Linked DNA regions of Mus musculus: all the other regions are linked to region 3. The links are chromatin loops, found by intact Hi-C in ENCODE. Cell type or tissue: heart. All regions are shown on one strand.

The links. Peaks named below come from ENCODE experiments on the same cell type or tissue, not always from the same donor. Only the 100,000 strongest peaks of a DNase experiment are listed, where the experiment ranks them.
Region 1: it touches region 3 in a loop (6-fold over the local background); 15 of 42 quality-filtered maps call a loop at or near these places.
Region 2: a loop joins it to region 3, with 6 times the contacts of the local background. A loop is called at or near these places in 5 of 42 quality-filtered maps.

The regions. Positions count from the first base shown.
Region 1 is chr9:67,044,009-67,052,008 of GRCm38, reverse strand. Tpm1 (tropomyosin 1, alpha) reads left to right here and starts at 2,796. Exons shown (of 10, transcript NM_001164248.1): 1 at 2,796-2,990; 2 at 4,098-4,223. The coding sequence starts at 2,877. In heart, CTCF peaks have their summits at 2,610 (motif pointing right), 4,540 (motif pointing left), 6,888, 7,981 and 1 weaker place; DNase peaks (open chromatin) are centred at 2,658, 3,638, 4,588, 6,838 and 2 weaker places; H3K4me3 peaks cover 6,304 bases; H3K27ac peaks cover 6,864 bases.
Region 2 is chr9:66,997,422-67,005,421 of GRCm38, reverse strand. No RefSeq gene overlaps it. Among named protein-coding and RNA genes, the nearest start is that of Gm30639, 11 kb to the left of the region's middle. In heart, CTCF peaks have their summits at 2,653 (motif pointing left) and 4,118 (motif pointing left); a DNase peak (open chromatin) is centred at 4,101; H3K27ac peaks cover 798 bases.
Region 3 is chr9:67,153,605-67,161,604 of GRCm38, reverse strand. Gm19299 (predicted gene, 19299) reads right to left here. Exons shown (of 3, transcript NR_045748.1): 2 at 4,425-4,579. It overlaps Gm40529 (a long non-coding RNA gene), which reads left to right. Exons shown (of 3, transcript XR_870878.2): 3 at 4,900-5,220. Among named protein-coding and RNA genes, the nearest start is that of Gm40529, 21 kb to the left of the region's middle. In heart, a CTCF peak has its summit at 4,534 (motif pointing right); a DNase peak (open chromatin) is centred at 284; H3K27ac peaks cover 2,806 bases.

The sequences.
Region 1 (8,000 bases), 110 kb after region 3:
GACCTCTAGCATATGCACTCCACTCCCACAAAGTTAGCTCAGTGTAACTCAGTGTAACACTTGAGCTCCGTAGACTCAGCCTTTGAGTACAGGTGTATGTGAGAGGCCCAAGGGTAAGGAGAGATAGAAAGAAATCTATCGTTTCCACCCACACAAGAGCTGTGTATTGTGTAACCCCAGGACTCAGGAAGCAGAGGAAGGAGGACAGGAGTTCAAGGACAACCTAGAATTCCAAGTTCTTTGCCATCTGGCCTCAACTTGCCTTTCCAATCTGTTGTTCAGGAAAGCCTACTGTCCAACCAGTGTTAAGGGCTTCTCAGTCCCTGTTGCAACCCTTCTCTAAAATCTGTTGTAAAGCTTCCCGAAGAAGCCTTGTCTGTTTGCTCTACCCTGGCTCTTTCCGTGTCTTCCTTTCTGAGGTCTTACACTGCTGTTCTTCCTCAGCATCTGGTTGAGAAATTTGTACGTCACCCAATTTTGAGTTCAGAGTCCAGTGCTGCCTGTCATGCATGTAACAGGTATCCAGTTGTGGGATATTTAATGGACTGTACCATTAGCTTATTTAAAATGGATTTAGTGAGTGAGTTTTTCAACTATGCCCAGCACATGGAGAAAGTCAGTATTTACTCCAGTATCTACTTCATTAATAGAAGAGAACGGAGGCTTTAAGAGGTTGCACCATGGCTACGGCTATATTAAAAAGAAGTATCCAAGTCCATTTTGGATCTCAGCTTCTAAATTCCAGATTCCCTATTCTTCTCCTCTGTTAAACTCCAAGCTGGAGTGTCAGCTTCCTATAGCCCACATATCTGAATACTGCCCATGGCCTGGAAGGGTGTCAGCGCCCTGAGCCACTTGGCACGTGGCAAGGAAGGGCTCTGGTGAATGTTCTGTGCCACAGAGTCCCTGTTCATCTGTTCCAATGTTCTGGTCACTACCAGAGGGTGCGTTTTCCCTCCTGGGCAGCCAGAAACCTGATAAAATCCTAAAGAGGAATATGATCATTCTCTTCTTGAAGGGCTTAGCAAGTCATTTGGCCTGCCTAATCTACTCAGACACTGTCTGGGGAATATTTGATATCCATGTAGTACAGGCTGTAAATTATTCTGTAGGGACTGGTCACAAGACCCTCACAACCCTGTCTCAGCTGGCCATCAGGAAGGTTCTCCCCTCCTGAAGCCTCACTGAACTGGAAAAGATCAGGCATCTCTCCTCCTTGGGGACTGGCTTGAGGTAAACTTAAAGCGATACGGAGGGACAATCCTCTTGTCTTCAGTGCTGAGCTGGCTGGCCCCTTTCCCTCTGCAGAGATCAGGCTACAGATAGAACCATTTCCTTAGCTAATTTGTACCATGTTTTCAGCACCAGCATCCAAATGCCTTACAGAGAGAGACAACTCCCTGTAAGGATCCAAGCAAGGAAACTGGACTAACAAGATGGCTCAGCAGGTAAAGGAGCTTGCTATCAAGCACAAAGACCTGTGTTGGATTCTTTTTTTTTTTTTTTTTTTTTTTTTTTTTTTTTTTTTTTTTTTTTTTTTTAGATTTATTTATTTATTATATGCAAGTACACTGTAGCTGTCTTCAGACACTCCAGAAGAGGGCATCAGATCTCATTACGGGTGGTTGTGAGCCACCATGTGGTTGCTGGGATTTGAACTTCGGACCTTTGGAAGAGCAGTCGGGTGCTCTTACCCACTGAGCCATCTCACCAGCCCCCTGTGTTGGATTCTTAAAGAGTTGCTCTCTGACCTCTACAGTCCACCAAAGCACGAATGCACCTCCATGACCCCGCCCCCCAAATAAGTAACCGACTCTAGTAAAACATGCAAATGAATAAATGGAGGGAAGCTACAGCATTGAAGCTGTTACAAATCACAGCTGCCGATGACTAAAGACCAGACACACACACACACACACACACACACTCACACTCACACCACTGACTCCCACAGGGAAGAAAAACGCCTAGACCGCTACACACTGACACACTCCCTCTGCCCTTTCCAAAGCACAGCGCAGGCACTTTTGGGCCTTAAGTCCCTAAAGTATTTTACTACCCACCCCCAGTTTGGTGAAAAGACTCGAGACTGCCTGTGTGTCACTATGTCCACTATCAGGGGCAGAGAGACAGGGTCTCAGGAATGGCCCTCAAACCTTCCTCCACCTCTATTTCTCTGCTCTGGTTGAAATGTCCAGACCGTGAGAGCCCAGGACGACAACTGGTGAGTGGGCTGAGTGCTGCCACAAGGACCCAGCTGGGTACCGAGAGCTCCCAGGCCCAGAGGGGAGGGGCAGTGGCCGTGACTGGCAGCCCCCGGACCTTACAATGAGCAGCACCCCAGGACCTGGAGGCAGAGTGAGCCGGTGCGCACACACCACCTGCCCTATTCCGGGTGGTTCCGGGCAGGCTCTTCTGGGGACCTTGACCGCCAGACGATGGCTCTGAGAGGTGGCTAGAGACTCTCGCCCAGTGCCGGGCTCCTCTCCAGCGAGGTCCCGGCGCTCTTTCCCAGGCGTGCAGGTTTAGAAATAGGACGGCCTCGCCCGGCCGCGGCCTCGGAGGCTCGGGTCCCCATATATAGTCATATCCACCGTCAACTGGGAGGCCGGCAGGCGGCAGCGAATGGGCGTGCGGGCCCCCGCGGGAGGAGCGAGGAGGGGGCACGGGGCGGAGGCAGGAGACTGGGAAAGGGGGAAGGAGGAACAAGCTTTTCCAAAAAAGTATTGGCTGTCCTAAGGAATGCGGTCGCCCCCCTGGGAAAGTACATATCAGGGAGCAGCAGGCAGCTCCGCGCTCGCACTCCGGCTCTGCTACCCCACCGCGCTCGCGTCTCCTCTCGCTCCGCTGCCTAAGGGCCCCTCGCCACCGCCACCATGGACGCCATCAAGAAGAAGATGCAGATGCTGAAGCTCGACAAAGAGAACGCCTTGGATCGAGCTGAGCAAGCGGAGGCTGATAAGAAGGCGGCGGAAGACCGGAGCAAGCAGGTCTGCATTTATCCCCAACCTCCAATGCCCCAGCTTAGCGTGGGTCGCTCAGCCCCGGGACCCGAACTGGCTCCCTTTCCTCATCCCATCCCCAGCCAGGGTGTCCAGGGGCGCACGTTTAAAAAAGAAAAGGAGAAGCGCGAGAGTTAGACTGATTCTAACTTTTCTGTCTCGTCCGAGGACGCTCGTGGCCCTTCTCTGACTCCCACGGTCTGCGAGGTCCACTGAGCTTCTTCCCTAGAGAGGCTCTTGACTCTTAGGGTTGGGAATCAGTTTTGAAAGAGGAAGAGAGAAAGGATACAAGTTCCCGGGTTGCCTGGAGGGAAGGGTGGGGGAGCGGAGCAAGGCTCAAGTCCTAAGGTGTCCGAAGTTCTTTGGACTTTTTGGTTGGGGAGAAAGATCCCTCAACACGGGATGAAGACTTTGAAGGGAAGAGGAGGGAGTCACTGAATTATTTCCTAAGAACAAAGATGGGACAGAATGGGAGACACACGGAAAGCTAGCCAAACAAGGACATGTTTCGGCAGTCCCTCAAATTGAGAACCTGAGCTTGCTGTCCTCGGCCGGCCGGAGCGTGTGGTCCCGGGTTGGGGGGTGGTGTGCGAGATGAGTCACTGAGTGAGATCTCTGGGAGAGATATCTTAGGGTCCCTTGAGCCCCAAAGCAGCGATCCCTTAGCCCCAGGGCTCCAGCCAACCTGGCACCCATTTGTTATGTGTCTCCCACCCGGTCCATGCCGGCCGCCCGCGCCCGCTCGCCGCTACCCCAGCTCGAGGAGGACATCGCAGCGAAAGAGAAGCTGCTGCGGGCGTCGGAGGACGAGCGGGACCGGGTGCTAGAGGAGCTGCACAAGGCGGAGGACAGCCTCCTGGCTGCCGACGAGACCGCCGCCAAGGTACCCCGGGCGCGCGGCGAGGCACTGCACACGAATGGCTAACTCTTTCTCTTTCTCTCTCCCTCCCTGTCTTTCCCTCTCTCTCTCTCTCCCGCTGTCCCTGTCCTTTATGGTCTATGCACCCTCAACCCGCACCTTGCGGGATCACGCTGCCTGCCGCACCCCACCCCCTCCCCCTTCCCCCCTCCCCGTACTCCACTGCCAACTCCCAGCTGGAAGATGAGCTGGTGTCACTGCAAAAGAAACTCAAGGGCACTGAAGATGAACTGGACAAATACTCCGAGGCTCTCAAAGATGCCCAGGAGAAACTGGAGCTGGCGGAGAAAAAGGCCACAGATGTAAGTGCACGCTCACACTGCCTCCCTCACCTCCTGTCCGTGTGGCCACTCTGGGGGGCGGGGGGCCACCACAGGGGCTGCAGAGCAAAGGAAGAGGGCGAACCTCCTCCTGCAGGGACACCTGCACACAGCCTGGCCGTGGCCCAGAGCACTGGATGCCGCCTCTACTGCTGCTCACGTTTCATTTTTATTCCGTCCTTTCCCTTTTTCTCTTTTTCCTCTTCTTTACCTCCTCCCCTTTGGTTGGAGGTGGGTGGGTACGAAGCTGGGAGCTGAAAAGGGTGAAGCTGGAGGTGAACTTCGCCTCCTGCTGGTATAAAACCTCTGAGGTGTATGTCATCACCAAGGTCTGTGCAAAACAGAATACCTAGTGTTTGCCGCGCCCCCAGCCCCCGGTGGTTTTCGCTGATGGACCTAGTCTGAGTAAGTCCACAGAGCCTGGCCTTTAAATGGACTCATCCTTTTACTTCAGACGCTAAATTTGAGGGCTACTGTGACACTTTGAGGCTCTTTTTCTCACTAGACAAGCCTTAAGACCTGCCCAGGGAAGGTGATACTTGCTTGGGTCTGCAGTCTGAAGCACTAGATCCAGAAAGTACGCAGGGAGTTATATATAGCTCAGTGCTTTATATGGCATAGCGAGCTGGCTGCCCCCTGCCCGCCCCGCCCCCACCTGTCAGCCCTCTGACAACCACCACAGACGTGCTTCCAGGGGGGTGATAGACACAGTTCCAGTTCTGCTAAGCACCCTCTCCACCCTAGAGCTAGCCACTTCTGTCTAGAAAGTCAAGCTGACGGTCAGTTTCCCAATGCACTGACTTTTCGCACCACTACATTCCACTGGAGAAGCCAATTAAGCCTAGAGGCTCAATTAGAAAAGAATTCCTTGAGAAACTGATAACAATTCCAAGAATGTGTGAGCAGCACAGAAAGCTACACCCAGAGGCTAGACCCCCAAGTTCAACCGCAGTTTGTAATTTTTGGTCGGTTTATCTATTTCTGTTTATCTATTTATTTATTTTGGAGAATGTGTAATGCAGATTACCCAAGGATTTTGAAGTCTGAACAAGCCTTTGTATCATGAAAGGCTAGAGATTTATCTAGTGTTCTTGGTAGTGGTCCACCAGACAACCAACACTGGGATCAGACAAAAAGAAACATTTTAGTTTTCTGGAAAGGGGGTCTTGGGGGAAACACTGGTTTAGCTAAAACTCATGCTAAAACCTACCTGGTAAAAAAACAACAAAAAGCCTTCACAACTCTGAGCCTGTTTTGTATAATGTGGGTCAGATGTCTCCTTTGTATGTGCTCCATGGAGGATGCCCAGTCACCCCCAAAATCTCCTGCAGGACGTTTATTTAGGTTTTTCAAAAGAGCCGCTGATAGATCAAGGAGAGATATTCCATATAAGGAAAGGAATTCAGAGAATTTGCAAATAGCCCCAGTACCAATGGAAGCAGGAGGGGGAAAAAACACTACTATAATTCTTAAGGGGGAGAGATAATAATTGCTGTAACTATGTAGTGGTAATCATGTCTTTAATAAGAAATGGGGGGGGGGAGCACTGGAATGGGGTGGGGCAGAAGTAGAAAAGAGGCTATTTAAAGTCGTCTGTGGGGGTGGAGCCAGGAGGGGAGGGAGGTTCTTAGAGCCAGTTTTGGTTCTTTCTATGATCTGGAAAGCTGTCTCTAAATATGGTGTGAGCGTGTATCTCTCTCTCTTTTGGTTAGTGTATTGATCATCTTCCTCTTTAAAATACTGTAAGTTCTGCTGGAGACTCGGGATGTTGAAGGAAGTTTATGAAGTTTTGTTTTGTTTTTGTTATATTTAGAGAGATCCTGACTCACTTGAAATAGCTAAGACTTGAGGGAGAGACAGGTGTCACCAGAGGAAAGAGGCGGGCTGGAGAGAAGGCAGCCAGCCTCCTTGCCGTGGGGACAGTCTACTATCTAGTGTTAAAAATATAATTTTTGATTATTACTAAAAACATTGTCTCAATTTGCCAACCTACTTTTAGAAACTATAGTCCAGAAGTGTCTCCCCCACCCCCACCCTTAGTTTAAAAGGCTGCCTGTCACTTGGGGGCTAATACTCCCAGAAATCTGTTTTGTATTTTTACTGTTGTTTCCCCCCACCCCCCACCTAAATGAGGCTGAGTTCTGTTAAGACTCGATTATCTTGGCTCTTTCCCCCAAATAACTGTGATGTAGCTGATTGTTTACAGGATGTGAGTCTTCTTCCCTCTAGGTTTTTTCCTTATGTAGTGACTCAGGCTTATCTAAACTCAGGTTTTCCCTTGAGTGAGTCACACCAGGATCTCTTCAGATGCGACCTAGCTACAGTGTTTCTTAAACAACCAAGGGATTCTAACCGGTAGCTAAACAACCCATAGCTCTTCTTTAAGGACATCGGCATGAAAATAATCTCTCCAGAAACTGACATCCTAGGAGGAGTTGAAAAGGAAGACATTAAATTATTAGGGTGACTGCTTACTGCACCGGCAAGTGGCCAGTCTGTTCCCTAGACTGCTCTTGGAGGATTGCAGATGCCCTGTCTGGGCATCCTCAAGGTTGGAGGCAGATGATCTGTGAGCTCTTGGAAGGATCTGTACCCACCAATGCTTGCAGACAGACTGCTTAGAAACCAAGCAAGAGGCTCCACCTACCGGATGTGAGGGACCTAGCTGGAGTTCGCAGGCTTTGCTTCCTCAGCACAGACCAGAGTCGACTAGGAATTCCAGAGGTGTTCCAGCTTTGGAAGACAGGCTAGGCAGGGTTTTTGTTTGTTTGTTTTGGTTTGGTTTTGGTTTTTTTTTTTTTTCTTTTCTTTTTCTACCTTCGTTTTCATTCTCCACTCCCACACATTTAAACAAGGCTAGGATTGATTCTTTGACAAAGGTGCAGGATAAAAATCCCGGAGACTTGACAAGCTTTTAAAAACATTTGCAAGTAGGGATGGCAGAGATGGGTTCTTAACAGAGTGTGTCCATGTGGCTTTCCATCTGGTAACCAGAGGCTCTGTCACAGGTTCCTGTGGTCGTACAGACCGGTTCCTCAGATTCCAGATATCAGGCTGAATTGCCTGAGGTTGCACAGTTCGTTATGGGGTCCAGACAAACTCTTATGGTAGTGCATGTGTGCTTAATTATATAGTTTGAGTCCTTAAATATGTAAGGCATTGTTAAATGTTTTATATCATCTGATAATTGTCAACAGCCCTGTGAAGAGCCCTGTACTATTATACTCGTTTTTTTAAGAGATAAAGCCCTGAGAAGTCATTTGTCCAAAGGCACACAGCCAGCAGAGACTTAAGAGCCAGATTCAAACCTTAAAAAAGCTGTATTTAGAACAGGAGATCTAACCACTACGCTTTGCCAGCTAGTAATTTACACTTGGTGAAATAGTTTGGATTCTGGAGTTCTTTTAGTCAGAATCTTGTGTTCTGTTGTTCTTTACACGGATCTTTAGGATATTCATATTTCAGGCTCCAAGTTACCTGTTCAGACTCTGGTAAATCGGGATTACAGAGTGCTCCGAGCATCCAGGAGTTGTCAATGCCTTTAGCATTAGGAATGATGCTGTTCTTTACAGCGTTTAGGGTACGTTCAAAGTCTAGGTTTCTACCCTTACTCAGCTTCAGGAGAATCGGGATTTCGGAGCGCTCCAAATGGCCAGCAGGAGTCGCAATAGGCTTTAGCATCCAGATCTTCTACTTGGCCCAGGCTCAGCGGAGTGGATGCAAACGCCCTCCTGCGGTGGCCTCGCTCTAGGCAAAGCA
Region 2 (8,000 bases), 160 kb after region 3:
GAGCAGGCCAAATTCTTGACAGTCACCATCAATAGCCACAAGCAGAAGCATCCAGTCAGTAGGTTCCCTGGCACAGGGCCTCCAGCCAGGGAGCTGTGCCCAAAGGCCTGTGAAGACACAAGACACATACCAAAAAGATTTTTTGATCTAAAACGTAAGAGAGGAATGGAGTGAAAAACAAGACATTTTAATTACGTGTCCAGAAAACAAGTCACTACGTCAACCCCATTCACATTTAACTTTAGCAACCTCTAAATTCTCTGCTCGGAAATACTGCTATGGCTTGACTCTTCCCCTGCTCTATCGGACTTCCTGTGCCTGTGTGAGACAGCTCAGAGAATGTGGCCACCTAGGTAGTGAGTGAGTATGTGTGGCTTAACAGTTTCAAAACAGAAAAGAATAAGATTCTGGGGCTGGGAACATGGCTCAGCAGTAAATGCTCCCTGAGCAAGAGTGAGGACCCAAGTTCAAATCCCCAGGAGCCCACATAAATGCCAAGTGGTTCTCTGGAGGCAGACAAGGGATCATACTGACTGGCTCTGAGTGTGACCGAGGGACCTAACTCAGGAAGCTGGATGAGCAATGCAGGGTGTTCCTAACATCAACCCTGGGCCTCCACATGCATATGCACACATAAGCTCACACACGCGTGCAAAAAAGCCCATACAAGCACATACATACCATACACATGGGGAAAGGATTAATAATAATAATAATAAGAAGAAGAAGAAGAAGAAGATCTTTTTTATCTTTTCCACAGTAAACATTTTCTAGTTAATGTAAAATATAAGTGTATTTAGTGTGCCTGATATAATATTGAAAGCAGATCCCATTCTTACAGGACTTTTGGGCATATAATAGTCTTGGGGGTCAGGCTTTATTAAGCCAGATATCCAAGGAGACGATGGGACTCCATTGCTGCGTGGTAATTGGATGAGCTGAGCCTCAGAACCTTCCAGAGTCTGTTCATATCTAAGTACTTTAACTCAGAAATATTATTCAAGGGGATGAGCTTTTACATGACGGGTAAAATGCACCTTGCCAGTGTGATCAGCTGTTATGGTAGGGTTCCCCTGGGGTTGATGGAGTTGGGGGCACATACATGCACACACACACACACAGACACACACAGAGGCCAGGCACCTGAGCCACTGCCTGGCAGTGTCCCCTAGCAGTGATGGGTCTACTGATTCTAGCTGGAAGGTCGACACCAACAAGCACTAAAAGTGGACCCCGATGGCAGGCCCTTTGTCCTTTAAGGATGTCTTTTTCTCCCTGTGATGATTTCCCTCTTAGGCTTGGGAACAGGAAGGACAGAGTAAATAGCCTTCCCCAGGTCCTTCATGGTTTGTCTTTGATGCGGTTCTCAGGCTTGGACTGTTGCTGTCCCTGTCACCCCAGCTGCGCTCTCTTCTCCCCACCTAAATCCCCTCACGGTGGCCATTGGGCTCCCTTTACCCCCACCCAGCAGGCTGACTATAGCTGTGAAGGATGGAAAGAGAAGCCAGCCTGTTTATGTCTGGATCTAGGCTTCCTCATCTGGTCTCACCGGCTGACTGCAGGCAGTGACTTCATCCCTCAGCGGACAGTGGAGGCCTTGGTAGGGCCACTGGAATTTTCCTGTTTTGCACTGGCAGGTGACTTGGGGAAGGCAGTTTAACAGGTGCAGTCCCTGTCTATTGTGGATGTTAGTGACCAGGATATCAAGAGACTGGAGAGCAGGTTTGCCCCTCCTCCTGCTGGATCTCCCTGCCTCTAATAACCCCTTCATTGCCAAGCTTGGTTTTCATAAGGATGGGCTGTCACCCACCCAGCACTTTCCTGATCCCAGGGAACTGTGTATTTTTTATGTCCTTAGCCATGCTAAGGAGAAGTAGGTCAGATCTCAGACTTATCCCTGCATGATAAATGAGGAATCAACTCAAGGTAAACTGCCAAGGCCGGTGCTCTATGGCAGGTGAGTGGATGAGCCAGGCTTGGCTCCTCTGGAAGCTGCTACCCCCGGGGAGGCTGCAGGGAATCACTCATTCTCATTAAGTCGCCTCAGAGTAGGCAGTGAGTGCATTGTGAGGGGGGAGGAGGGGATGTGTGGGAGGCAGTTTCCATGACTCAGAAAGTCCGGGGATCTTAAAATGCTGACATCACATGAAGTCATTAAGTAGAGAAGAATCATTTCACTGATGTCAAGATCCTTCTGATTCATCTATTCATGCATTAATTAATTCAGTAAGTGTATAAATGCATTGAGTACCACTCCCTGTTCAATCAATACAAGTCTGTATGCCAAAGTCAGTGCAAACCTGGGTTGGAGAGATGGTTCAAACATTAAAGCACTTACTGCACTTTCAAAGGGACTGCATTCAGCTCCCAGCACCCACATAAGACGGCTTATCCAGTGCCAGGGGAATCTGACACCTTTTGACCTCTGCAAAGGTCTGTGTGTGCATGGTGTACTCAGAACTCACCCAGGTATGCGCATACATTTTTTAAAATTAATTTTTTAAAAAATCAATGTAGGGGCTGGTGAGATGGCTCAGTGGGTAAGAGCACCCGACTGCTCTTCTGAAGGTCCGGAGTTCAAATCCCAGCAACCACATGGTGGCTCACAACCATCTGTAACGAGATCTGACGCCCTCTTCTGGAGTGTCTGAAGACAGCTACAGTGTACTTATAATAAATAAATAAATAAATAAATAAATCTTAAAAAAAAAAAAGAACAGTGGAATTTAAAAAAAAAATCAATGTAACCAAACACCAAAATTCACTAAATTATCAACTTGATCAATTGTTGAACAATTAACTTACTGGGGACATTTTTAAACCAAATTTTTAAACCAAATTGTTGAACAATTAACTTACTGGGGACATTTTTAAACCAAATTTACCTCTTTCAGTTATAACAACTTAAATGCTAGAATTAAATTAAATTACTAGCTAGAATGTTGGCTAAGCAAAAATACTTAAGCATTCTTTTTCTACATGAAATACTACATTTTTGATCATTCCAAGCCCTTATCTAAAATTGTTTTTACTGCTTCTGAATTCTTTTTTTTTTTTTTTTTTTTTTTTTTTTTTTTCAATTTTCGAGACAGGGTTTCTCTGGGTAGCACTGGCTGTCCTGGAACTCACTCTGTAGACCAGGCTGGCCTCGAACTCAGAAGTCCGCCTGCCTCTGCCTCCCAAGTGCTGGGATTAAAGGCGTGCGCCACCATGCCCAGCTGTGAATGGTTTTTAATTATTTCATTATTTAGTTTATTGCTTTATTTACTTATCTGTTTATTTGGGGCTCATGTCACTGCAGAAGTGCAGAGGTCAGAAATCTAACCCCCAGTCCTCTGCAAAGACAGCAAATGCTCTTAAGTGTTAAGCCATTTCTTCAGCCCTCTTCATTTTAAAGGTCTTAAGGCATCTTCCAATAATTATTAGATGGTGTTTCTGGGTTTTTTTTTTTTATCATCATAATAAGTCTACAGGGTTACTTATAACATCACCATTTTACAGTCTAACCGAGGCATTAAGTACTTTGCACAAATACTCCAGCTGAATCCGATTTCCAGGCTGTCCAGCTTCAAGCTCACACAAATCTTTCTACCTCTACCACAATCTAAGTGCCCTCTGTGATCTATTACAAGGGCAGGACATTTGTATCTCAAAGTATAGCGAGAGAATTGAGTGAATGGTACAAATGGAAGCCTCTGGCAATGGCCCAGCCTCTGAGGCAGGAGCTTTTCTGTAGTAAATGTGGAAGTTGATGAAGTGTATGTGTGTGGGTGGTATATATGCACGCCCTTGGAGCCCCTGGAGCTGGTGTTACAGTTAGGAACCTGCTGACTTGGGTGCATAGAACCAAAATCTACAAAAGCCACGCTTTTAATCACCAAGCCATCCCTCAGCTGACTACTTTCTCAAGCTCATTCATTCCTTGGAGATCTGCTGCAGCAAAGAGTGAGAACACGCATGGGGAGGGCCTACCCAGTTTAGGAGAAGATGGACGAGAGAGAATGAGAGAGAGGTGGGTCACAAGTTACTCAAGCTTCCTGTGGCTGTCCATATTGACCTTGGTTTCAGAGGACCGTGAGGCACAGCCTGGAACACCGAGGGCACTGCGCCACCTGCTGTTCGCAGTCTGTACTCATCTGATTCTTGTCTTGCCCACATGTCTGGCAACCTCAGTGAGTTAAGCCTTTTTTTTTTTTTTTTTTTTTTTCCTTTCTTTTTTTTTTTTTTTTTTTTTTAAGTTAAGATTGGGAAGAGTGGGGGCTGGAGAGATGGCTCAGCAGTTAAGAGCACCCGACTGTTCTTCCAGAGGTCATGAGTTCAAACCCCAGCAACCACATGGTGGCTCACAACCATCTGCAGTGAGATCTGATGCCCTCTTCTGGTGTGTCTGAAGACAGCTACAGTGTACTTAGATATAATAAAAAAAAAAAAAAAAAAAAGATTGAGAAGGGCGATTCCTTGGTAGAAGTAAAAAGACTTGAGTAACTTTTATAACCATTTGTGAGGCATATGACCTTTGGGCAAGGCCTTTAGCGTTGTCATCCTTGTCTCCTCCTCCCCCTCCCCCTCTCCTCCTTCTCCCCCTTCTCTTCTCCTCCTCCTCTTCCACCTCCTCCTCCCCTCCCTGTCCCCTTCTTCCTCCTCCTCCTCCCCTTCCTCCTCCTCCTCCTCTTCTTCCTCCAAGACTGTATAGCCCTGGCTGTCCTGGAACTCACTCTGTAGACTAGGCTGGACTCAGACTCCCAGAGATCTGCCTGCCTCTGCCTCCCAAGTATTGTGATTAAAGGTGTGCACCGTCACTGCCCGGCCTGGCTTTTAGCTTCTTAGAGTAGTTTCTGTGTGTAAAATAAAAACCACAGGAATATTGTTTCACCCTAACATTTAGATGAAATGAATGCTCAGTTTCTCGTTATTTTACTTTATTTTGAGACAGGGTCTCATGTAGCCCAAATTTGTCTCAAATTTGCTTTGTAACTGAGTATGACCTTGAACTTTTGACCCTCCTACTTCCACCCTGCCCTGAATGAAGGGAAGAAAGGGGTAGGCTTTCTGAACAGAGCATTGATATAACTGACACCAAGAACAACAATTAACAAATGGGACCTCATGAAGCTAAAAAGTGTCTGTAAGGCAAAGGACACCATCTTTCAGACAAAGCGGCAGCCTACAGACTGGGAAAAGTTCATTCTTGGCTTTTAACCTGTGGAGCCGTCTCACCAGTCCCTGATTTTATTTGATTTGATTTGATTTTTGATTTTTTTATGGAAGAAAGACTCCCTAATTAAAATTGTTTCTACCATCTGCATCCATCTGAGAGTTTCCAAGATTCTGGTTCACAAATTTCAAATCACTCCTTTCAGGCAAATGAGCAATTTAAAACCAAGAAAACTGGAGTGGTCTTTTCTCAGCCCAGTTCTACTGGGAGCCGATACACAGAGCAAAGCTAAGAGGCTTGGCTCCCTCCAAGAAGACATGAACACCACAGCAGATTCTGTTTGCCTGGAGATCTTTTCCGGTGTGGATGGCAGTCATCAGACGGTAGCTCGCACACTGCCAGTCTCATCCTTCTGGACCATTAGCTTATGCTGCTGCTTTAGAAATTCAGCAGTGAGGCTGGTGAGATGGCTCAGTGGGTAAGAGCACCCGACTGCTCTTCCGAAGGTCCGGAGTTCAAATCCCAGCAACCACATGGTGATTCACAATCATCTGTAACGAAATCTGACTCGGTCTTCTGGAGTGTCTGAAGACAGCGACAGTGTACTTACATATAATAGATAAATAAATAAAATCTTTTTTAAAAAAAGTAGTTCAGCAGTACAAACTGTCTATCTGTGACTTCCAACAGTACAAGTAATAAATTCAGTACAACCCACTTGACTGGGTATTTCAACCCTGTGGTGATGGGGGATAAGGGAGCCTGGTACCAGGACTTCTCTTCTTACTGCTAGATGTTTTCCCATTAAAATGTAGCTTCTGAAATTTTTCTCTCATTTGTGGAAATAAAAATAGCATTTAAGGGCTGGTGAGATGGCTCAGTGGGTAAGAGCACCCGATTGCTCTTCCGAAGATCCAGAGTTCAAATCCCAGCAACCATATGGTGGCTCACAACCATCTATAACGAGATCTGACGCCCTCTTCTGGTGTGTCTGAAGACAGCTACAGTGTACTTACATGTAATAAATAAATCTTTTAAAAAATAGCATTTAAAAAAGATAGCATCTGGGACTGGTAGAGGTGGCTCAGCAGTTAAGAGCACTTGTTGCTCTTGTAGAGGGCTGGAATTCAGTTCCCAGCATCCATATAAGGTGGCTCACAGCTACCTGTAACTCTAGTTTCTACCCTCTGCTGGCACACAGGTGGGTACATACTCAAGAAGATACACAGGCATTCACATAAATAAAAGCAAATCTTTTAAAAGATAGCATTTAACTTTACTAAATTAATAAAATTTTATTAAAATCCACACATTGCTGGGGGATTTCCATGACCTCGCACATACCCAGTGGCATGATTCGTGAAACCCTTTTGGAAAGCAACAGACATATGCTTGCAAGAAAGCTCAATATTTGCCATTCCTTTGAGGTAATAGAACTATTTTTTGAGACCTTATCTAACAAAGTGTTGCATTTGAAAGTCTGCCCATATGAGACATGGTGGTACATGACTTTAATCCTAGCACTTGGGAAGCAGAGGCAGGTGGGTCTCTGTGAGTTCAAGGCCAGCCTGGTCTACATAGTGAATTTCAGGACAGCTAGGGATATGTAAAGAGAACCTGTCTCAAAAACAACAACAAAGCCGGGCGTGGTGGCGCACGCCTTTAATCCCAGCACTCGGGAGGCAGAGGCAGGTGGATTTCTGAGTTCGAGGTCAGCCTGGTCTACAAAGTGAGTTCCAGGACAGCCAGGGCTATAGAGAAACCCTGTCTCGAAAAAAAAAAAAAAAAAAAAAAAAAAAAAAAAAAAAAAACCAACAACAACAACAACAAAATAACAGCAGCAATCTGGAGAGATAGTTCAGTGGTTAAGAGCACTGACTGCTCTTCAGAGGTCCTGAGTTCAAATCCCAGCAACCACATGGTGGCTCACAACCATCTGTAATGGAATCCGATGCCCTCTTCTGGTGTGTCTGAAGACAGCAACAGTGTACTCACATAAAATACATAATTTTTAAATAAATAAATAAATAAATAAATAACTGCAACTGTCCCTTGGGTAATAATCCCCATAGCACCAAGATACAACAGTAGAAAACATAAATCCTGATCTGAAGGGACCATGACTAAAGTATCTCTCTGGACTACTATACAGACACTAAAATGATAATCACGGGAACAGGGAAGATGGTCCAGATGGTAAGGAGCTTGCTAGGTGAGCAGGAGGTGCTCTCCCCAGCAATCCCATAATAGCTGGGTGTGGTTATGTGTGTATGTAACCCTGGCATTGGATGAGAGCAGAGGCAGGAGGATCTCTGGGCCTAACACACTCAGTGAGATCTGGGGGGCAGAGACCCCATCTTAGAAGATAAAGTGAATGATTCAGGAAGACATCCAACATTGACTCGTGGCCTCCACATGCAACATGCACACGTGTACATTCATGTGCACATGTGCTCACACACATGCACAGTGACAAACATGGAAATGCTTGCTATCATGCTAAGTAGAGAAAAGACAGAATGCATTATATGTCCATTTTTGTCGCGGTCCCCTTGTTGTCCATGCTCATGGATAATAGCTAGGCTAAAATGGGCAAATGCATGAACAGTTATGTTCAAAAACTGGGATTCTGGGTGATTTGGGGGGAAAGATTTATTTATTTTTATGTATATGAGTACTCTGTAGCTGTCTTCAGACACACCAGAAAAAAAGCATTGGATCTCAATCCAGATGGTTGTGAGCCACCATGTGGTTTCTGGGAATTGCACTCAGGACCTCTGGAAGAGCAGCTAGTGCTCTTAGCCTCTGAGCCATCTCTTCAGCTCCAATGGGTGTGTACTGGCTA
Region 3 (8,000 bases):
AAGAAAAGGAGAGAGGAAAGTGTTTGTCAGGCTGGAGGGGAAGTTGGGGTGGTAAATGGAGAGAGTGGGAGCAGAAACAGTATCAACTGCATGGGGCCCTTGCAAGGTCAGCTCTTCTGGTCCCAAGACAGCCAGCCTACATCTCAGGTTAGGCCCAGGCTAAAGGGCTTGGAGCATGGGGCTCCCACATGGTCCTCACAGAACCCCACGGCAAGAAGAGTGCCTAGCCAGTCAGTGTGTGTAAAAATACACCCATCACTCAACTCTGGTTTCTGAGGAGGGGCAGCGTGAAGCCATGGCATTCTGACACCTCCTCTGGGTCATACTTCTTTCTTTGGCAGGGCCTCCTGGCCTAGGGCTGTTGGTTCAAAAATGCTGCATCTCTGGGGATTAAAAATAACCCTGGATCTAGCTTGGCTGTACTCCCTCTCCCAGAATGACTGAGTTGTGGACAATGGCTGGTGTCCTCCGGGATTGTGTTTCCAGTCACCCACCCAATCTACAGACAGCCATACCACATCATGACTCCTCTGCTTAAGAAGGAGAGAAAAGAAAAAGATTGGTGGTTCTCAAGCCTAGGGGACAGTCAAGCCAAGGCCACTAAAATAGCCATGGTGATCCTGAGAGAAAGTGACAGGCCCTTTATCAACTGTCAAACACCATATGAATAAAGGTTCTGCTGTGCATAAGAGTGTGTGTGTGTGTGTGTGTGTGTGTGTATGTGTGTGTGTGTGTGTGTGTGTGTGTGAAGGGGCCCTAAGGCCTGGTTTGACCCCAAATAGCTCTGCATGTTAAAAGATACAACACTGGAGTTATTTCCTTCAGACTAGAAACCTGTACCCTCCACAGGTTCCTGCACACATGGCTGGAGCGCTGGCATGGGTGGTTAGATGTCAGACTTCCTCAGGACCATCTATGCCATTTGGAAACATTCTTAAGATGACGGCTCTGCTTCCATCTGCATTCGTGTTCTTGTGGCTGAAGAGCCACCGGCAAGTGTCACTGGTTTTCTAGAGACTGGTGAACTCACTGAACCAGAGCGTGGCTAGAACCACACATCTTTTTCCATCACCACTGATGATCAGATAAGGGGCTTAGCTCTGGGGACCCTAGGGAGAGAGGTGGGGTAGCTGCAAGAGAAACCACACTGGAACCCTACAGAGGAGAGGAGCTGTAATCTAAGGATGCATTTCACAGCTTTCCTGTTAATAGGTTGGGGGTTTTTTTGGTTTTAGTGGGTTTTTTAAAATTTTTTATTTATTTTATTTTATTTTTTTAGTGGACCCTTGCTGTCTCACAAGGAGTCACAACTACAAAACTTACCCTCAAGGTTGTGAAAGGAAATAAAACTTGAGACCTGTGATTCATGTAATGTATGTCAAATAGCCCAAAGAGTTGTTTGTGAGCTTTGAAACCTGGAGCTGAGAACATAGCAGAACAGACCAGGACATGCCCGGGCAGGCCCATCGCCTCCCTATCTCCTACCCCTCTGACCTAAGTTAAATGTTACAGGCTGCTGATATTTAAATGGACCAATCATGTGAAACCGTGCCAATTCCTCCCCCAGCCCCACTCCTTTTCTATAAAAACCCCTAGCTTCCAAGCCTCGTGGTCGAATCCACTGTCTCCTGTGTGAGATACGTTTAGACCCAGAGCTCCACCATTAAAATACCTAGTGTTGTTACATCAAGGTGTTGTGTTCTATTCGTGATTCTTGGGTGTACGCCGAATCGGGAGTTGAGTGGGGGTTTCCCCACTAGGTTCTTTCAGTTGCATCAAGGATTCTCCAGAGATCCAGCCATGGCTTTACCAAAGCCGTTGGGAGCACTATCAAGAGACCTAGCTCAGAGATGATTGATGTTGGCCCCTGGTGCCAGTTCAAGGCAAGATAAGACATGTACTTTAAGGTTTGTCATCCCACCCTGCGCCACCTGGAGCCCACAGGAAGGGTGGCAGTGGGAGCAGCTCACACAAAGGCATAGGAACATAGGAGGAGGCTCTGACCACACCAACCCTGACTGCCGGTACACAATCCCTCCCTCCACCCCCAAGAATTATCTCAGCTGTTTTTATTGTAAGGACAAGCTCAGACACACACCCTCCCTGCTTCCAGATGTGTTCGTACATTCGTTCATCTTCCTTTTCCTGTCACTAGCCTTCTTTTCCAAGCAAAGCCCCCACTGTACCTTCATCTCATCTGCTCTGTTCCCGAACCCCTCACACTCTCCATACCCTCTTTCCTCTTTCCCCAGGGCCACTGTCTCCACTGGGGGTGCCTCCTAGACCATTTACACAGGAGGCTGCTCCTCCCACCCCCGTGGTGGGTTGGTCTGATGCTGCTTGTATTCGAATGCTAAATTCTGTTTCCCACATTGTTCCAAGATGAGCAGATCCTCACATATATATACCAGCTTTTGTGGTAAAAATCTTGTCCCCCAACTTTTCTGTGATTGGTTAATAAAGATGCCTACAGCATGTAGCCTGACAGAAGAGAGGTAGGCAGGTAGATGGACTGTGACTACATGGCCATGAGGAATGGAATTGGAGTAGGAATGGCTCAGGTAGAACGTGGCAAGTGATATCTTGTGGCTATTGACAGGGGAGTAGACAAAATAGCATAGAGGACTAATATCTGCCCAGCTCTAGTGTTTTAAGGCTTATTATAAATATAAAGGTTTTTGTGTCTTTTATTTGGGAACTAAATAATCTAAGGTAGGATAGAAACCCTCAATATTAATATTAATATTTGCTACAACACACCTCCCCCATCACCTTTCATTGCCAGGTGTCTCAAGCCTGAGGGTTGTAGGCTGGCTAACTCATTGATTGACAGCTATAAAAACCACCTTCACCTTCCCACTTCCTCCTACCCCTTACTCTACCTTTGAACCACAGCACAAAAGATTCCTTACTGCTGAGTCCTGGGCTCTGGCCAGCCCTGGAGCTTTGACCCTCCAGCCCACAGGTTGCTCACCTGCCTTTTCCCTTGGGTTCCCACGCCCAGCATGACATTAAACACCCAGGTGTTCTCTAAATTCTGAGCTTGACAGTACCACAGTGCCCTGGAGCTGTGGGATCCGGGGTCCTGTAAAAGCCTCCAATTCCCTTATGAGGTGGTAATAATACTAAGACCAAGTAGTAGATGTCAGTGTGTACATTAATACTCCCTACCAGGCTTTCCCTGTTAAATGACTAATAGGCAGGAGGCATGTACATCACGGATACATTAGACAAAAGGATACATCACATCCCAGGTAGGATAGAGCAGGATGGAGCAAGATTGCTTCAAACTATGTATTGATTTAGTTCTTGAATGTTCTACTTATTCAATCCCAGTTAACCACAAACCAGTAAAATTACAGATTAGGGGGAACCTGCTTCATTTGGTAGTTGTATTATTAATTATCATATTATTAATTAATCTGACTACTTCATTTGGTAGTCAGATTATTAATTGGATATGACTTCACCTTTTAACATCCTTTCCCTTAGCAAACCCCCAACTCAATGCCTAATATGCAAAAGGTACAATTTAAAGGGCTTTAGAAGGCTTAATTATCTTAACCCTCAGGACAATTGTATGGCGCTTTCTTACGTCACGGAAGAGTAAGACCCAGAAAGGCGACGTGATTGCCCACAGTCAAGGTGACTGAATTCTTGTCCTTGGTACTTGCTCTACAGCTGCTAAGCCAAGCCTAATTACAAAGGTGGGAGCTGGCTCACACCCACGAGTGTGCTCTGAGGAAACACTCAACACTGCCCACACTGACGTCACTCAGGCCCAACCATGGCTTTTGTTGTTGTTGTTATTCAGCTTTTTATTTCTGTATACATTCAGTAGAAAAACACAGACTAGTATATCTACCTTTTGCTACTTTGTGGATTCTTTTCTTACCCCCTCCCACTAGATGAGAGAGAGAGAGAGAGGGGGAGAGAGAGAGAGAGAGAGAGAGAGAGAGAGAGAGAGAGAGAGAGAGAGAGAGAGAGAGAGAGAGAAAGAACCTGAATCTAATTTCTTTCCTTTTGTTTATTCTTTGAGCACAACTACTGACAAGCCACAACTAACTCTCCTAAACTACCACCAACCCCACCTCTCAGGGCCCTAGCATTTATATAGCCTCTGGAAAGTTCCCAGAATTCCAAATGTCACATAATTGTAGAAACTATCTGCAGATGGCAAAACCATGCCTCTGCTAGAGCCCGAGGCAAATCATAGTCAGCTGCTGTGGACAGTCTGAAGCAGCCCCATATCCCACACCTGGGATTAAAATGAAAGCACATTGGTGTAGTATTTCTGTGTTTTTAAAAGAACCTCAAATTCCCACTACAATCTAACAATATTATGTAGTGAGATCTGATGATAAAAGCAAAATGGAGGGCCAGAGGATCACACTGCTACCCATCCTTGCCGTGGCTGACAATACCTGCACACAGTAGGAGCTTGGCAGTCCTCTGAGGAGGAGCATGGGCTCTATCTTCTCTCTGTGGTCATCCAGTCATTCCCTCCACAGATGCCAGGTGGGGACCCAAAGGCTCACTAGAGGGCACTGTTCAGTAGGGCTGTCCCAGACATTTGCTTCTGTGCAAGGAGAGATGTGGAGGACAATGCTTAGGTCATTGGGAGGATCTAAGGATACAGTAGGATCAGAAAAGCTGCTCTCAGCTTAGCAAAGAGAATGTTAAAACAGGAAGGAAGCACAACACAGTAGACAGGATCTTGTCAGGTTTCTGTTTCTTTAAGTAAGCACTAAACAGGCCCCTGTCCTAGTGCACACAGGTGGCTCCAGCAGACAGCTGAAGCCCTGGGGGACTTGCACGGGTAGATTTCAGGTTCTTAACCATCTGGCTCCTCCCTGCCTCCCAACACCCACCCTACTGGTATTTCTTCTCTTTCCCCAGAGTCTCCCATGGAAAGCTGAGACCAAGGTCTGGTGGAGAAACATCTGCTTCAGGCTAGCAGCTGTACTCTGGAGCGTCTTCTTCAGAATGTCAACATATAATTTACAAAAGTTAAAAACAGGACTGTCAGCCAGGCGGTGGTAGTGCACTCCTTTAATCCCAGCACTCAGGAGGCAGAGGCAGGGGCATCTCTGTCAATTTGTGGCCAGCTTGGTGTACAGATTGAGTTCCAGGATAGCCAAGGATACGCAGAGAAACCCAGCCTTGAAAACAAAAACCTTAAGCCAAACAAACAAACAAAAAATCAGTACTGTAATACCAACATAGAATATATGCATAGGCTTTTAACTCATTAATGAAGAAACCATTCAGATGACCTAATGATGATTCCAAGTCCTTTGGAGAAACTGTTTGCATTTAAAAGAAAAAAAAAAAGACAAGGTTGGGAGGGTGGTTCTAAACATAGTTACGTTCCTTTAGGGTCATTAAACCATATATAATCTTTAGATAGTCCTTTAATCTGGCTAAAAACCAGCAAATTAACATGCAACTTCCTACTGTGGAGGGGAGGGGTTTAACAGAAAAGTAATGAGACAAGTGATGTGGAGATGTTTCCTGGAGAGCACTGAAGACTTTTTTTTCGAGACAGGGTTTCTCTGGATAGCCCTGGCTGTCCTGGAACTCACTCTGTAGACCAGGCTGGCCTCGAACTCAGAAATTCACCTGCCTCTGCCTCCCAAGTGCTGGGATTAATGAAGACCCTTCTTGAGGTGCTACGGAGACCATAGTGGGACAAAGTGCCTGTCAACCAGAGTTCAGAACCCAGACCCACACGAAAGCAGGACCTAATCTTCCAAGTGTCTGCAGTCAGTCCCAGCACTCCTCTATTCAGAGAGGGGAGGCAGCGACAGGAAGACCTCCAGATATTTGCTGGTGAGCCGGGCTTACACAATGAGGAGACCCCACCTAAATTAGGTGGAGAGGGAAGAATCAATGCAAAACGTCCTCTGACTTCCACATGAACTATACAGCATGTGAAAACCCTTCCCTCTCACACATATCAAACATACATACATACATACACACACACACACACACACACACCTTCTGAGAGGTCCTATTCAGCAAAGCCCTGTGTGACGTTGAAAAGATTTCCTGTACTCTTTTTGGTCTATCCCTAAATTCTTAGTATATTTTTCTCAATAATAGCAAATATCTTTCTATCTGAGATTGCCAGGATATTCAATAGCTTTTTGTCAGGTTCAACCTATTGGAATAAAAAAAAAAAAACCTTGAAGGAGCCTTGGGGGAGGGGCATGACTTTAATCCCAGCACTTGGAAACTAAAGGCAGTTGGCTCTCTGAGTTCCAGGCCAGCCTGGTTTACAGAGAGCTCTAAGACAACCAGGACTACACAAGTCCTGTTGTCAAAACAAAACACCCCTTGAATGTATAAACTCTCTGCCACGATGAATTCTGTGTCTCCACATTCTTCAGTTCCTGCCCAGGCGAAGAAGTATTTCTTAGCGTGAACCAGGCATTTTTAAAAGATTAATTTAAAAATTTCAGGTGAGATATTTTGGTTAGATCTTTCCCCCTCCCTTAATTCCTCTCAGATTCTCCTTATCTCCCTACCTGTGCACAACCTTATATTCATATGCATTCTCATTCATTCATTCTCTCTCTCTCTCTCTCTCTCTCTCTCTCTCCCTCCCTCCCTCCCTCCCTCCCCGCCCCCACCCCCCACTTTTTTTCTTTTCTTTTTTTTTTTTGTAATTAAAATTTATCTGTTTGGAGAGAGAAAAATTGTGGCTCTGAGCAGAGGAGGACAGCAGCGTGAAAGCATTAGGCCTGGTGGTGATGGTGGTGATGGTCGGGTCTCAGGACCCGAGTGGACTTAGTCCCGCCCCTAACCAAGAAGCTATTCGCAGTTGACACCTGATGGGGAGAAGAATGATCAGTTTCCTGCAAAGCTAGAAGTGTCACTGGGCCGATCAACCACACCACACTCCAGCACAGTCCCCATGCCCGAGAGTAGTAGACCAACACAAAATGAACCCCATCTTTGTGTGTGTGTGTGTGTTTTGTTTTGTGTTCGCTTTTCTTTGGTCTGATTTTCTTTTCTTTCTTTCTTTCTTTTTTTCTTTTTTTTTTTTTTTTTAGTTTGTTTTGATTTTATTTTTTGCTTTGTTATTGCTCTTCCTGATTTTCTTTTTCCCTTTTTTTTTGAGAGAGAAAGAACATTTAGTCAGGCGGGTGTGGAGGTGGAGAGGATCTGGGAGGGACTGGGGGAAGAGAAAGAATATGATCAAAATAAATTGTACAAAGAGTTTTAATAAAATAGCATCTTATGCTTTGCAGCTGGAGAGAGGCGTGTCTCAGAGCAGCCTTTACTGAGGGCTTGTCTGTGGCAGACATTGCCGAGTCTTGTGTATATTAAATCATGTCTTCCCCACAGCTCTACACAGTGAATGAGATATGGGGTGGGGCGTGGCTTAGTTGGCAAAGCACTTGCTAAGCGAGCATGAGTTTGATCCCAGAGTCCATTTAAAAAGCCAGGCAAGGTAGAGCACACCTGTAATCCTGGCACCAGGGGGCAGAGACAGGAGGATCCCCGTGGCTTGCTGCTGGCCAACTAGCCTTACTAAATCGGGGATCCTCAGGCCAGTGAAAGACCCTGTCTCAAAAAACAAACAAACAAACAAACAAGATGAAGAGCTTTTGAGGAATGACCCCAAGTTGACCTCTGACCTTTATGGAGGCTGCACGCAGACACACATGGAAAGAGAAGAGGAGAAAAGAGCCCAAAAGTCCAATGACTTGTGAAAAACCACACACCCAGCAACTTGTAGAAAAGAGATTTGGGCCTGGCACACTCCTCCTAACCACAGCAATATTTGTGATCTGGACTATTAATCATTTGTAAGTTCCAGAGTAGCTCTGTCCAGGCTGGAGACAGCAAGGAGACCTTCCCAGAGGAGATGGAAGGCAAACCGCATAGGTTGTCCCATTAGGGGAAGAAGGTGGGTCTGTCTCCTCTCTGCTGTAGTTACTGTACACCACATATTCCTACCCCATGGACCTGAGAGCTTCCAGGGCCCA